Linked DNA regions of Homo sapiens: region 1 is linked to region 2. Evidence: read pairs that join two places in POLR2A ChIA-PET (ENCODE). Cell type or tissue: Panc1. All regions are shown on one strand. Each heading gives the region's core, and the rest is flanking DNA. Links, peaks and the distances in the headings are about the cores only. Region 1 overlaps DOCK3 (dedicator of cytokinesis 3). Region 2 overlaps DOCK3 (dedicator of cytokinesis 3).

Region 1 (5,381 bases), core at 278-5,277, 530 kb before region 2:
AAATCACACTAATTGGAATAGAGAATATTTAATATAAATAATTGTTAACTAGTAAAAAAGTAGTTAACTGCTAAAAGGGCTAAAATAAGACTCAAAGGGATAGCAAATGCAGAAATCAACTGCTACCTGTAGGGCTGAGAGAGGGTGGACAAGCAAGAAACTAAGAACTTAACTCCTATCCCTTCTAGCCTAAGATTCAGAATTTATGGGAAAGAGCATGGATGCCATAGGAACGTGTAGCCTGCTGGTGGCGGTGAAACTTGCCAGAGGGCATGCGTTGGAGCTGGTCTATAGGAGCAACCTGTTGGATGGTAGAAAAACTTGTGGAAAGGCATGAATGAGTCGAGCAGATTCATAGGTGTGGCTCTCCAGGTGGTAGAGAAACTTGCCAGAGAATAAGGGCCATAGCTAGTCTGTGAAGGTGGCTAAGATAAGCACTACTGGGCCTCCAACGTGCAAGTCCACTGAGTAGAGTGCTCACAATAAAACAATAGCACACCAGATCCCTTCAGCACCCTCTCTTAAAGCCCAACTCCCATGAGCTGGCAAAAGAAAGATGTTTATAGGGTTGTATTAGTCTCTTTTCAAGAGAAGCGTTTTGTGTGTGTGTACTCTGGAATATTTGTTTCTATGGAAAACCCAGACTAATACATCTATATATAAAAATAAAAGATATTATGGAGACTGAGAAGTCCCAAGATGTGCAGTCAGCAAGCTATAGACCCAGGAGAGCTTGCGGTATAAGTTCCAGTCCAAGCCCAAAGGGCAGAAGACCAGTGTTCCAGCTCAAAGAGAATCAGGCAGGCAGAGCAAATTCTCTCTTACTCTGCCTTTTTGTTCTATTCAGGCTTTCAAAAGATCAGATGTGGGCCACTCACAATGGGGCGGGCCGTCTGCTTTATTCAGTCTACTGATTCCAGTGTTAATCTCATCCAGAAACACCCTCACAGACACATCCAGAATAGTGTTTAATCAAATATCTGGGCATCCTGTGGCCCCAGTCAAGTTGACACATAATAGTAACCATCACAGGCCCCAACTCAGGTATTACTAACCAGGGCAAAGAAAGGTGAGTTTAGTTTTGAGGGGCAATAAATTGGTAACTGGCGCAATTGCATGTAGCATCATTAAGTGTTTTTTCTTCATGAGATTTGTTTCAATTTTATGTGTATGGGGTTATGATCTAAAGCATATTTCTAAGTCTGAGCCATGGTAAGAAAAAAATATACAAAAGCCATTGATCTGGAGAAACTTCTACACATGTACACATGAAGACATCCACAGAATTGTTTGTAGTAGCAAAAAATTGGTAATGTCTTAAATGTCTACCAACAAGACATAGTTGGAGAACTACAGATGCTCCTTGACTTAACAATGGAGTTATGTCCCAGTAAACTCATGATAAATTGAAAATATCATTAAGTAAAAAGTGCATTTAAGTGTTGTGGCTCACACCTGTAATCCTAGCACTTTGGCACACTGAGGCGAGAGAGAATCACTTGAGGCTAGGAGTTTGAGACCAGCCTGGGCAACATAGTGAGACCCTGTTTCTACAAAAACAAGAATTAGGTGTGGTGGAGCATGTCTGTAGTCCCAGCTACTCAACAGGCTGAGATAGGAGGATTGCTTGAACCCAGAAGTTTGAGGGTGCAGTGAGCTGTGATCATCACTGCCTCCAGCCTGGGTGACAGAGTGAGACCTTGTCTTAAAAAGAAAGAAAGAAAAAAGAAAATGCATTTAATACCTCAATAAATATATTTTAAAGTTGAAAATCATTAAGTTGAACCACCTTAAGTTCAGATGCTTCTTGACTTATGATGGGGTTATGTCTTGATAAACCCATCATGAAGTTGAAAAATTTTAAGTAAAACCTGCTTAAGTCAGGGACCATCTGTGAATCATGGGATATATTTTACAATGAAATAGTATTCAAAAATGAAATGAATGAACTGTAGCTCACATATTAATACAAACAGACCTCATAAATGTAATAACATCAATCAAAAACCTAAGTATGCAGAATACTCACTATATGAATCTATTTCTATAAAGTGTAAAAACATGCAAAAGAATACTGTGTGTATGTATGATGGCTATACCTATGTAATAAAAGTAGAAATAAACAGTGCATAAGAATAGTAAATACTAAGTGCAATGTATCTGGGTAGGGGATACAAAATGTATGGGCACGGTTTCTTTTCTTAGTTGTGGAGTGGGTACCTGGCCTTATTATAATACTAATACTAATATAATACTAGTATTTTCTTTTCCAAATACTTCATGATAGATTTTAAAATAAAACTTTCTATTTTGGAATAATTTTAGACTTTTAGAAGAGTTATAAGATAGTATATAGTTCCTGAATATCCTTGTTCATTCAGCTTCCCTTAAATGTTATATTTTTCCATAACCATGATAAAATTATTAAAAGGAAGAAATTAATATTTGTAAATTATTATTATTATTAGGACAGGATGTAGCCCTGTCGCCCAGGCTGGAGTTCAGTGGAGCAATCTAAGCTCACTGCAACCTTTGCCTCCTAGGCTCAAGCCATCCTTCCACCTCAGACTCCTGAGTAGCCGGGACTACAGGCACACCCCACCATGCCAGACTAATTTTTTTTTTTTGGTAGAGACAGGGTTTCATCATGTTGTCCAGTTTTGTACGGAGCTCCTAGTGTCAAGTGATCTGCCTGCCTTGGCCTCCTAAAGTGTTGGGATTTACAGGCATGAGCCACCGCACCTGGCCTGGTACAATATTATGAACTTAACCATAGATTTTGGTTGAATTTGCTCACTAATGTTTCTTTTCTGTTCTATAATCCAGTCCAGGATGATAGATTTTTGAAGAGGCATTAAAACCGGACTATAAAATGCCTTTTCTCTTTCAGTTGTATTTATCTTAAAGAATTATATTTCAGAAGTCAAATTTTTTTAGTTTTTTGTTTCTGCTGGGATATACTTTCATATTTTAAAATAACATGCTTATATTTCTATTTCTTACTTTTTTTCATTCTTTTTTTTTTGAGATGGAGTCTCGCTCTGCCGCCAGGCTGGAGTGCAGTGGCACAATCTTGGCTCACTGCAACCTCCGCCTCCTGGGTTCAAGCAATTCCCCTGCCTCAGCCTCCCAAGTAGCTGGGACTACAGGTGTGCACTAGCATGCCCACCTACATTTTGTATTTTTAGTGGAGATGGGGTTTCACCATGTTGGCCAGGATGGTCTTGATCTCTTGACCTTGTGATCTGCCTTCCTTGGCCTCCCAAAGTGCTGGGATTACAGGTGTGAGCCACCGCGCCCAGCCTCATTTTATTTTTATAGATTCACTCTGCAGTATAAATCAAGACTTCTACTCTATTATTATTTCCTATTCCAAACATACTTCTTTCATTCTTCCAATATATTTACCTTTTTTGGTTAATTTAGTATTTGGCTTATATGTCATTATGATTAATTCATAGCTTATCTGTATAGCATATTATGATTATATCTTGCATTACTTTTTGTTTTCTTTGGAATTAATATTTGACTTATTTTTTCATTTACCTAGTTTTTCATGTACATATCAATTTCTCCCCAAATTCTTTGCTGGAAATGAAACTATTAGACCATACAAATGTTTGGGATTTTGGTTTTTGTACCTCACTTCATAATCATGAAATTGACCTTCGTCTCTTTTCATCTTGAACCCTCTCTACTTCCTAGGTCCTATTCTAAACTTTTTCTTGGTCAGTTTTCTAATTTTTATCCTCTGGGAAATCCTCTGGGAGTTTCCTAAGAGAAAAATGTCACGGAAGGCAATTTTTTTTTTTTTGAGTGTTTGAATGCCTGAAAAGATCTTTAGTTTGCTCTCATGCTTTATTGATAATTTCAGTGGGTATAGAATCCTAGGCTGGGAATTATTTGTCCTACATTTCAAGGCATTGCTTCAGTCAAAAGACAAAATTACAACGGATTTACTTACAGATCTCTTTGGCCTTTATTTGTGAGTCATGAATTGGGGTAGCCTTCATTCTACAAAATGGAATGAGAGCTCCAACTAGGCAGTAGCAGAATGTGCATTTTGTAAGGTCAGAACAGAGAAGTGGAAAAATAGAAAAAACACTTGACTGGTTAACATCAGCTTACTTTTTTGTAAGGGTTAAAGCAGAGAGGACTTTTATTAAACACTGACTCAGGTAGGCTGGAATCTTCTGTGTTCAGGAAAAACTGGTTTTTTTTTTTTAGATCTGTCTGCTTCATTGAAGTTTCAGTCTGAGTATGTGGCACTTAACATGAGTAACTTCATTTTGATTTGGTTGATCTGTTGGGGCCTAGTGCAGGAGCTCAGTCCAAAACAATGACCTTTCATAATTTCATCTAACAGGTATGTACTATTTTTCCCCTTATTATTTTTTGTGTTGAATACTCAGTCTGGAAACTAATGTTTTTCCATTCTCAGATTTTTTTTTCATTGTTTTTAGGATTATTTTCTCCCTTAATGTTTTTTTCTGTTCTTGTAACTCTTTTTTTTTTTTTTTTTTGAGACACTCTCACTCTGTCACCCAGGCTGGCGTGCAATGGTGTGATCTTGGCTCACTGCAGCCTCTGCCTCCCGGGTTCAAGTGATTCTCCCGCCTCAGCCTCCTGAGCAGCTGGGATTACAGGTGCCCACCACTACGCCAGCTAATTTTTGTATTTTTAGTGGAGACGGGGTTTTGCCATATTGTCCAGGCTGGTCTTGAACTCCTGACCTCAGGTGATCTGCCCGCCTTGGCCTCCCAAAGTGCTGGGATTACAGGTGTGAGCCACTGTGCCCGGCCTCTCTTAACTCCTGTTACTTGAATGGTGCCTCTCCTATCTAGGCTGAGTCTGTAATTGATCATTTTTTTCTAATCTTTTCTATGTCTTTATCTTTTTATTCTTTGTTCTGGTGTATATAGGTAATATCTCCCAAGCCTTCTATTGGATTTTTGTTTCTCTCTTATATTTTCATTTCTTTTCTTTCTTCTTTATTTCTTTTGAGATGGGATCTCACCCGTCACCCAGGCTGGAGTGCAGTGGCGTGATCACAGCTCACTGCAGCTGTTACAGGAAAGGGGTCCCAATCCAGACCCCAAGAGAGGATTCTTGGATCTTGTGCAAGAAAGAATTCAGGGTAAATCCATAGACTCGCCCTAAAGTGAAAGCAGGTTTATTAGGAAAGTAAAGGAATAAAAGAATGGCTACTCCATAGACTGAGCAGCCCAGAGAGCTGCTGGCATTTTTATGGTTATTTCTTGATGATATGCCAAACATGGGGTGGATTATTCATGCCTCCTCATTTTAGACCATATAGGGTAACTTCCTGATGTTGCCATGGCGTTTGTAAACTGTCATGGCACTGGTGAGAGTGTAGCAGT
Region 2 (5,381 bases), core at 206-5,205:
TACACCCAGACCCTGCTAGGTATGAATGCAGCTCAGTCCTGGCTGATGCTTTAAGCACGAGACCTGCTGCTTCTGGTGATAGATGGCTCCAAACACTAGTACACAGGAAGGAAACCATAGGGAGAAATGTCAACTAGGTGGTGAACATGTACAGAGCCCTGAAGCTAGGGCCCTGAAGTGGAGGGTCTTGGCTTCTATTCAGCACTCCTACAAAATGAAACCTGCCCTTTAAGGAGAATTCTGTGCCTCCCTTTTTGGGAAGTTGAGGATTTGGCCTTCCACTTAATTCATATACCCTTTTGTGCCAAGGACATTGGTAGGTGCCACTTAATACCCTGATGTAGCTCTGGGCTCTCTCTGTGCTCTGCCACCAGAATAAGGGGCTCAGTTGAACAGAGATCTTTGAGCCCTGAGAGTGGTTCCAAAGCTAAAGGAGCTCACAGTAGAGTCCTTATCTATGGAAGCAGTTCCTGTTGGAGGCCATCTCAATCTGGGATTTGGTCATACTAATGCCCCAGTGATAGTACAGTTCTATGTGTTGTCTCAAGGCCCCACTTCATATCTGGTGCTCATCTGTGCTCTCTCTTCCAGGGACTGCATGAAAGGAGAGGAAACAGAGAATAAGAAGATAGGCTGCACTGTTAACCTGATGGTGAGAGGACATGGGCCCTGACTTCTCTCTGCCTACTGAAATGGTTTCTGTCCTGCACTGTGATTGGCTTGGCCCTTCTACAATACATGGCTGCAGGCCTAAGGGTTTGAATCAGGACATCAGCTCTGTTACTGGTATCTTAGAGGCCTGCACTCCCCCAAACACATTCCTACTTGGGGAAGGAATGAAACGAGCTTCTCTTTGGATAGAACTCTAGCCTGGCCTCTTGGCAAGGACCCACTAACCCTGACATACCCAATTCACAGTCAACCCTGACTCCTGATCTGCCCTGATGCTTTTCCTCTTAACACTACCCAGGGCTCCCATAGACCTGCCAGTGGTTCCACCCACAGCAGGTGTTCCTTCTGGCTGGTGCTTTCTCCTTCTGGTGCTGTCTGCCTCCAGGGCCTGCCCTCCCCCTCCTGCCCAGCACACCCACGGCTATGGCCAGCTGCCCAGAGCTTGGCTATGGCTTCCACAGGTAGTTGACAGGTGTTTCCTTCTCTTTATTGTAGAATTTTTACAAATCTGAGATTAACAAGGAAGAAATGTATATCCGCTACATCCATAAGCTTTGTGACATGCACTTGCAGGCCGAAAACTACACAGGTAAGTGGGGAGAAGAGAGAGCCATGCCTGACCATGAGGACAAACTGAAGGGATTTGTACAATAGGCAGAGAAAGGCTTCAGGCTGGTGCCTGCCAGATCTCAGCAGAATGTTGGGGCTTGTGCTATCCCCTCACCTCACTCATTTCCCTCAACTCCTTTGTGGCACATGGTAGAGAGAAAGCAGGCAGAACTTCCACTTGTGCCTTTGTGCCATGTCATCCACTACTTGAGTCTGTTTCACTCTTCTTCCCTCCTATCCACCCCTCTGAAGTCTCAAGGGTGACCTCCAAATTCTGGTGCACCAGGTTCAGAGCATCCTGAGCTCACTGTCACTCCTTATGAACAGAGAGCCTTTTTTAGGACTTTCAAAGCTGGAGCTAAGGTTATAACAAAGGAATATCCCCCTAACCCTGGAACTTCCAGAACTCACTAGCAGACCTTCCTTGCAGGCTAGGCTCTTCAGACCCTGCAACTGCATAGCAGCCTCACATTGTGCACTCAGTGTAGAGTATAAAGAATGTTCATCTGACTTCTTGACAGGCCAGATAGGGCTCCTTTCATTGTATCTACAATTTAATCCAATATCAAGGCCTTTTCTAACTAGAACAAATTTTAAAGCATTTCAAAGTGGCTGTCACATCTGTTTACTGAGAACCACGCTGAATCGGGGTTACGTGCATGCATGTGTGTCCTATCTGATTGACTTATGCCATCGTTCCCCCCAAAGAGCCATTTTCTCCACTGTGGTGACCAGCCATTATGTCTTAGCTCTTAGGCGATAGGACTTGAATTTGTGTGATAGATCAGGAAATTTAAGCTATCCTTGTCTGCAAACGCTACTGCAATTAGATAGATTTGTAGAAACAGAGAATCCTCCTTCTTTATCTCTAGCCGTTAGAGAGTGTTTGGCATAGATGGTATCTTATCTGATAGCATAGCTTGGCAAGAATTAAATCTAAAATGACTGGGCTTTGAATCTTAAATTCAGCTGACTAATAAAATAAAATGACTGGGCTGAGTCTACCATTCTCTGCATCCACTTGCACCCATGATCCCAGCAACCCTCTGAGAGGGCATTGAAGAGAAAGACTTTGATAAATGTTATGTATCAGTAGAAGCATTTGCTAAACTCCTAGGAAACGGGGCCATGACTGAGAGGCTGGGTCAGGGATTTTAACAGAGAAAGAGTGCTAAGCCTTGTCTCTGATGGCTCAGGGAATGACATCTGAAAAGAATATAGGCAAGGAAGAAAAAGACGTTCCATGGTTTCCTAAGCTCCAGAGGGAGGCCCTGAGTTCCACAGGGCTTGTCCCTAGAGAGAAAAGGCTTCCTGATCCCATGAGGAGGCGTGTACATTCCTTGGCAGGAAGTTCCAGTGGCAAGGGCACAGGCAAAAAGGCAAGGATGAGGAGGAGCCTAAAGAGTGGACACAGGCAAGTGGGCCTAGCTAAAACTGGAAGTGGGTCAATAAATGGTTAGAAATGAGATTCTTCATAGTCATGGGGAGTAGATTTGAGTAGGGCCTTGAAAGCCAGGCAGAAGCACAGAAGCTAGAACTAACTAACTTGCCAGTAGGAGATGCCCACTAAAAATGAACAAATAGAACAGAGAGAAAACTGTGTAATGAGGCCCCTGAGCCGTGGCTGTGATTCAGTATGACTCATCCCTTGGAATGTAGGGAGCCATGGTATTTCACTGCTGTTGTTTTACATAACCTTCTCTAATTGTTCCACACATAGAGTAAGATGTTGCCAGGCCTTCACTCTGGGTCTAGTATCAATTTAGGTTCCTTTGGTAATGGAGCCCTAAGAGCCAGTTCTGAGAAGGTTGGAAAGGAAGCTGTAGTCAGTTGAGCAAAAAGGAACCCAAGAGCTCTCTCTGATGTGTCAATGTCTCCCAAAGCAAGGCAGCCTGTGCACAGATTTTTGGGTAGCTGAACCATTCTTTATTAATCTGGAGGCTGGAACAGGTGACCAGGCCATGGAAGGAAGGTGTCTACCAGAATATTTGGCTCCTTCATGCTGTGGACAAGGGTTATTGGCTTGTTGAGCAGCCCTACTGTTTCATCTTTAGTATCCAGTGTCCCCGACCTGGGCTGCACATGACTTGCGCTGGCATTCTGCCCAGCATAGTCCTCTGACACCAGGCTGCTCCTGGGCCTCTGAGCAAGGGAAGCCCCTGGACCTCCATGCTGTCTGTCCCCACAGAGGCCGCATTTACCCTGCTCCTTTACTGTGAGCTGCTGCAGTGGGAGGACCGGCCACTACGGGAATTCCTCCACTACCCATCGCAGACAGAGTGGCAGCGGAAGGAGGGACTGTGCCGGAAGATCATTCACTACTTCAACAAAGGCAAGGTATGCATCATTAGGCAAGCCCTTTAGCCCTTCAGCTTCTGCTGTGATGCATGGCATCTTGACACCATAGGGTTAACAGCAGCTGCAGGGGGTAGTGTGTGGGGTGGTGAGTGGGTGGGTGCCTATCTATGTGCCTAAGATGTGGAGGCAGCATGATTTTCTCTGAGGGAGAAAAAGACAACAGCCTAATTCTGTGGCTTGAAAGCCATATCCAGATTGTAGGTGTTAGAGACTACCCTACATACTAGCTTTGCATATCTATAAATATGAATGCTTCTACAGCAGGGGCTTCTGGAACCCTGTTTGTTTTTATTGGATTTACTTAAAGAACTGATACGGCTTTCTAATCTGCTGCCATATAAAATATGAGTGGTAGAAATGAATGGATTTTAACCACAGCCAAAGGCGGCCTAAACTGCCTCTTACTGGTATGTGTTCTTTTCTTAGATTTCCCTTCTCTACAGCACAGCCTGGGCTCCTCTCATATTGGGGTTATTTTCCATCAAACTACTTTCTATGGGATTGGCAGCATTGTCAGCACTGGTTTAGGCTTCCTTGGGACTTCCCAGCCATTCTCCTCCCATCTCTGGGAGAGCTCTGTGTGGCGCCCTCTGACTACCTACTGTTAGATGGGGCCCTTGTGCTGGAAAAACTTGTTGAAGCCATTTTCTCATTACTAAGCTTTGAGCACATTTTAAAGCTGAAATAGGGTCATTCATGGAACTGTAGTAGCTGAGCCCCCAACTCAAATGGAAATTGGTTTTTGAGATGAGTTTTTTCATCAAAAAGAAAGATTTAAACATTAATGGCTTTTGTCTATAAATCAGAAAACATTCTTCAGTTTTACATAACATGGGGGACTTCTATGTTTGTCAAAAATATTCACTCAGAAAACATTTCCCCATACAGAGAATGCACTGGTAAGCAAGAACCTTTCCAAAAGCGCAGAAACTCTTATGTAACCTAGCCCAGAAAGGATGCCCATGCTCAGCTCTCAGCCAGCCCATGCAACTGATCCACAATGCTGACCCAAAGCCTCTGGTCCTTGCTGATCCAGCGCCTGACACAGAGCCCCTCACATGCAGTTTTAGGCCTATTTTCCTGGCACCTGGCTAACCTGGAGCTGCCCCTCACCCTCATGCCCAGCAAGCCCTCCTAGCTCACAGGGAATGACATAAGCGTGGTGTGAGTACGCATGTGTGCTTCTAGTGCATTCATTCTCATTTCTTTCCATGGGCACAGAGTACAGAGTGGAGAGTTATCCTAATCTGACTGAGTCTACCCGTGGGATGCATGAGCATTGATGGTCCCCTATTCATCCCACATTATAGTAATGCATAGAAAAGCAGGATTAAATTTTAACATGGACTAGGGAGTAAAACACAAAGTGTGCCTGAGTACTGTAGATGGACAAGAAGGAGAGAAGGACTAGGAGGCTCCATAGGCCACCTTCTCAGGAATCTCCTCACTTCTGCAATCCTGCCTTTGCCCTGAATTTCTGGAGGAGCAGAGTCTATGCTGAGTAGAGACCACTCAGTGAGCCCCCTCATGAGCTCATCCTCAGAGGGGCAGTTATCAGACCCACTGTCTTAGGCTCACACAGAAGGCCTACCTTGTCTGTTCCTGTGCCTCAGCTCCTGATGAAACTATTAGGTGAGATTAACCAGTCCTTCTTGAAAATATTCCGGGTTTTCAAGAAGAAAACCATGGTTCTAGAAAAGCAAAACCCAGATGCTATGGGAAAAAAAAATGCTCCCGTGGGG

The links. Peaks named below come from ENCODE experiments on the same cell type or tissue, not always from the same donor. Only the 100,000 strongest peaks of a DNase experiment are listed, where the experiment ranks them.
Region 1: POLR2A ChIA-PET joins it to region 2 with 6 read pairs; 2 of 35 experiments call an interaction of 5 or more read pairs at or near these places.

Annotation. Positions count from the first base shown.
Region 1 is chr3:50,811,819-50,817,199 of GRCh38, forward strand. The region is part of intron 2 of DOCK3 (dedicator of cytokinesis 3); the gene reads left to right. Among named protein-coding and RNA genes, the nearest start is that of MIR4787, 140 kb to the left of the region's middle. In Panc1, for the core only: no CTCF peak of the experiment used is centred there; no DNase peak of the experiment used is centred there.
Region 2 is chr3:51,337,768-51,343,148 of GRCh38, forward strand. It overlaps DOCK3 (dedicator of cytokinesis 3), which reads left to right. Exons shown (of 53, transcript NM_004947.5): 36 at 592-652; 37 at 1,168-1,261; 38 at 3,470-3,618. Among named protein-coding and RNA genes, the nearest start is that of MANF, 45 kb to the right of the region's middle. RefSeq lists an enhancer at 2,102-2,986. In Panc1, for the core only: no CTCF peak of the experiment used is centred there; DNase peaks (open chromatin) are centred at 2,714 and 2,934.